Linked DNA regions of Homo sapiens: region 1 is linked to region 2. Evidence: chromatin loops called from intact Hi-C (ENCODE). Cell type or tissue: K562. All regions are shown on one strand.

The links. A loop is a pair of places that touch in the nucleus more often than their neighbours do. Peaks named below come from ENCODE experiments on the same cell type or tissue, not always from the same donor. Only the 100,000 strongest peaks of a DNase experiment are listed, where the experiment ranks them.
Region 1: it touches region 2 in a loop (8-fold over the local background); 2 of 110 quality-filtered maps call a loop at or near these places.

What each region holds. Positions count from the first base shown.
Region 1 is chr6:135,322,289-135,324,788 of GRCh38, forward strand. AHI1 (Abelson helper integration site 1) reads right to left here. Exons shown (of 29, transcript NM_001134831.2): 25 at 874-1,036. LOC124901407 (a long non-coding RNA gene) reads left to right here and starts at 1,096. Exons shown (of 2, transcript XR_007059783.1): 1 at 1,096-1,146. RefSeq lists an enhancer at 558-697, a cis regulatory region at 1,039-1,186 and a silencer at 2,343-2,500. In K562, no CTCF peak of the experiment used is centred here; a DNase peak (open chromatin) is centred at 1,093.
Region 2 is chr6:135,146,732-135,149,231 of GRCh38, forward strand. No RefSeq gene overlaps it. Among named protein-coding and RNA genes, the nearest start is that of MYB, 33 kb to the right of the region's middle. In K562, no CTCF peak of the experiment used is centred here; a DNase peak (open chromatin) is centred at 1,120.

The sequences.
Region 1 (2,500 bases), 180 kb after region 2:
CAAGTTAATTGTGGATAGAATGCATTCTTCTCAAGAAGCACTACTGTACTTCTCCCCTTTAATGACAGTTTTAAGTTATTATTATTTTTGTTTTCAGGCTCTCTGCGTTCGTTCTGTTTTCACCTCTCAAGGCCTAGTGGTGAATCTACAGCTTTCAGAAACTCATATTTAGATTTTCTTCCCTAGCTCTTTTTTTTTTCATTTTAAGCTATTATTTAATGAACAAAAACCATTATTAAAACACGAAGTAGAAATTAAAATACAAGAAAGGTTCATACAGTCTTGTCACATCACATGGTAAGTTCTAGGCTTTGTCAACACGTGCACATAACTTTTAAATAATTGTCATTTATCAACTTTGTGCTTACATATTTTCAGCTCTGGCTCATTTTTTCCCCCATAAATGAGGGCTAAATTTACTTGAGAATGAAACAACTTATTGTAGTTTTGTTTTCACAGGTAACCAGATAGGACTGAGGTATACAAAGTAAAAGAATGCAGTTGGGGAACTAGAAGCTCTTAAGATGCCAGTCAGCTGAGGAGGCACTGTGGCTAGAGAAGAACTGACAGAACTGTGCATGAGGCAGGTGGCAGGGTCAAATGAGTTGAATAAGAAAGCTGGTAGCTAGAGGGGCAGGGTCCCCGAGGATAAGAAGTCCATGAAACAAACATTCCAATCTCAGAATGGAGCAGCTTCTAATGTACTAGTGCCTCCTCTTTTTATTTTTTTACATCATGAGAATGAAAAACAATACCCATTGGTAAACATATGCAAAGGTTACAAAGACAGTAAATTAAAGACTAGAAAATGATAAAATCTTGGACTATCAGTTATACCATACTAGTAAACCAGGAAGGGAGCATAAAACTTACTTTCACTAGCCACATGATTAGCTGGAAAATAACCTTCCTGTCCCTTTCCTATGCTGCCATACCACCAGTCTTCATTATCTTTGAAAAACACTCGGATAATGTCTCCGCGATGGATGGTTAGTTCATCTGATCGATTCGCTGTGTAGTCATAAAGAGCCACTACCTAAGAGAGAGATAAGACCACCACAGCTTTATCACAACTGTACCACAGAGAAAACCCCCAACATTCACTTCCTCTTGCAGAAGAGCAGCTGAAACCAAAGCAGTACTTTGGTAAGTGTGAGGCTGTCTCAAGGTTTGCTAATGGGATGAGGGGTGGTGGGAACACAGCAGGAGAAGCAAGATAAAAGACTGTGGGATTGAGAAATGGTTACGAGCATTCAATACACTAAGATTAGCTTCAAAATAGCAGATGTTAATTTTTTAAAGTAAATTACTTGTGAAGCAAATAAAAAAAAGCTCACACACCATTTACTTTTTTAGAATTGTTTTATACTACCTTTATGTCTCATTCTCTGTGCTAAGCAGATGCATCTGAAAAAAAATTCTTCAGAAGGTCTACAGTTTTACAAAAAGGAAAAACTCAATGGAACAATCTGATTGTATTGCTTGGTTTACTGTTAATGTCTTTTTTTGAGATAAATTTCTCTACACACATACATATTTTTTGATGTTTTATATCAACAACTTAAGCCTTCTATCTTTAAAAAGTATCCATATAAGTTATTTTTACTTGATACGAATTTAAGAGGAAAAGCCTTTTCATGAGAATCCTCTTCTTTGTGTTACAATAATCATTATATTTGACTTCCTTTTCTTTTGAAAACCCAAGTCAAAATGATATGGCAGTGGCTGCACAGGCATTTAAAAATCCTTGGCTGGGCATGGTGGCTCATGCCTGTAGTCTCAGCACTTTGGGAGGCCGAGGCAGGAGGACTGCTTGAAGCCAAGAGTTAGAGATCAACCTGAGCAACAAAGCCAGACCTCCATCTCTATATAAAAAAACAACAAAAAAAATTAGTTGGCTGTGGTAGTGTGTGCCTGCAGTCCTAGCACTCAGGAGGCTGAGGTGGGAGGATCACTTGAGCCCCAGGGTTTGGAGGCTGCAGTGAGCTATGACTGCACTACTACACTTCAGCCTGGGTGACGCAGGAAGACCTTGTCTCTAAAAAAAAAGAAGAAGAAAAAAATCCCTTATAGTAGTTAAAGGCAGGAAGACCTCAATTCATTTTAGATTTAGATCTGATACACTGTATAAAGTAGGACATAATAACATCTATACTAAATAATACATTTATGCTGTTTTCCCCTCTACTTAAACAGTATCTGAAAATGTATAGGTTATACAACTACATATGTAATGGAAAATTACATATATAGTTATATATACATATATATATATATATATATATTTATAGCATGTCTCAGTGTGCACAGCACGTGAGAGTCCAGGGAAGAGAAACCTAAGAGTCCCATGTGGTGGGAACCCGGCATTAGACGTGAGAGCTGAGATAGAAGGTTAGGAGAAGCTGAGGCTCATGGAGTAAGCAGGGCTCAGATCATGCATGTTGATAAAGTTCAGACTCAATAATATGGCCAATGGAAAGGCACAGAAAGGTTTTAACCA
Region 2 (2,500 bases):
GCCCAGTCACTTCCTTCTGGCATGAGGTCACCCCAACTTTGACCCAGCTCTATGCACAAACAAGTAAAAGTCTAAGGAAGTGTTCTGTTGTGTTTATTCTAGCTGCGCATGTCAAATTGCTTTTAGCAAGGCTGAATCTGTTTAATGCTGAGAATGGGAGGTGGCTGACAACCCTTTTTAACAGTACAGACAATTCTGGCTGAGTACCCAGTTTACACAATTGCATCTGTAAACACATGTGGTGGAGGTGGTGGTAATAGACTTGTATTATGGTTCGCTTAGTTCCTGAGTACGTGATTAATACTAATTGTAACTACAAACAAGTACTGAAGCTACTCCTCTGCAGACAAAAAAAAAATATATATATATATATATATATATATTTTTGTCTTTAAACCCATTTATTACCAGGCTTCAGTGAGTACAGAGTAGTAGGGTGGCCTGGGGTAGACAGCTGTAGCCAAAGCAATGTCTATGCACACTATCTCTATGAAGAGATCATATAAATCTATATTCAGAAATTTTTTAATACAAAAAATCAATTACTATTAACATTTTCACTAAGTTATAATAAATCCAATCCCAATGTTTTCTACATTAAATTGTTTATTGTTCTCTGTTACATTTAAAATGAAATCTAAACTGCCAGTATAAGGAATCCAGTATCTTTTACAAACTATCTCCAACATATCTCCCCATCTTTATCTTAAACCACTACCTACCAGCTCTCCTGTTCCCCAGAACACACTCCCTGATCGTGCTATCCAGAACTAACCATTTTCGGAGTGTGTTATTGGCCAAGATTGCCAACTGTAGGTCTGTGGGCCCATCCATCCTGCAGACATGTTTTGTTTGGGCCTGAGAGTGTTTAAAAAGATTTTTGTTTGGACATTTTACAGAACTTCTATTTTTCTCTCCTTCCTGTAGAAGATAGCTAATTAAAAAAAAAAGAACTTTAATTTTTTTTTGTAAAGAAATGGAAGATTCACTAACATTGGGCCCACATCCTGCATGGCAGCAAACAGTCAAAGCTAAGTAATTGCTGTTTGCTTGAAATGTGGCATGTTCTCTAGTTCTCTACAATCTCCACCCCTTTTCATTGCATCATTCTTAGCTGGTCATTCATTTTCTTTATCTGATTTGTCTCCATAGGGTCACACACTTTATAATTCCATATTGTTCCCTCATGCTAGTTCCTCTTTGGGAAATGTTCTGAGTTTCTCTCCCATATGCTTCTACTAGTGCCAACCCAGTATCTCCTCCTCTGTGAAGTCCTTCATTTGTGATCCTTTCTCATTCGTCTGTGATCCCTGATACACACTGTTAGCATAGGACTGACCACAATATATCAACATTCATTATAAACAACAACTCCCTGACTACTGGTCTCCTCAAGTACAAGAATCTCTGTTACTATTTATCTCTGTATCACCAATATTTAGCACTGATGATAATGAATGAGTAAGTATACAAGACAGTCATAACGTGATATAGAAAAGTCTCAATAAATTCCCATGACATTGAAGGGAAAGTGACTATTTTTTCTGAGTCAGGCGTCAATTGGGTTAACAGTGGTTGAAAGTGGAGCAAAAAAGTAGGGTAGCAATAAAGTTAAGAACACAAGCAGAATCCTTGCGTAAGAACAAATTCAGAAAGCAGTACATACCTTCCAAATACAGATAGGTAAAATAGAAAAAGAAGAAGAGAGGAAGGAGAAGGAGGAGAAGATGAAGGAGAAGAAAAGGGAGAAGAAGATGAAGACAACATGAGGAAAACTGTGAAGGAAACAGAGACATGAGGAGAGTATTTGTATTTACATTCTGTAGCTAAAACCATTTTCAAATGAAGTCGTATTGTTCTTACAATTAAGGAAAGTCAATTTCAGGAATTGTTTATAAACCAATTCCTCTACATTACAGAGATAAGAGGTTCAAATTGCCAAATGTATGTTATGGAAGGAAAAACAAAAACAAGGAGAAAGTAACTCCCATTTTTTTAAACCTTTCACTAAAGAATGAAGATGGGGACCAGGGGAATAGTGAACCCTTAACATCTGAAGGGTTTGACTGCTAGGGAGACCAGAAGTTAACTGTATTTTCCTAAAGCAACAATTAGCATTACAGGGTTTTAAAATCTCTTACGTTTGCATCTTAAATTAATTCTAGTAAGCAACAAAAATATGAAGGAACTGGTGAACAGTTGTTGACTGAATGAGGCACCTGAAAAGTAAAAATTATTTGCATGCATCATAACAACAAAACGAATACCCTGTGCTAGTAAACAGTCTTCTGGTGTGTGTAAAGCAGTTCTTTACTACTCTAAGAGGTACACGTGCTCTCATCTTCTTAGAGCACCTCCTTTAGCTTCTAAGCGAAGTACTCTGACAAATGCATGCCTACAGGTCTTTAAATGTATCCTTCATACCACCTATTATTAATGTACTCTGCCTTCTTTTCTATTAGCTGCTTAAAAAGGAAGAAGAAAGAGGCATGGAGCACTT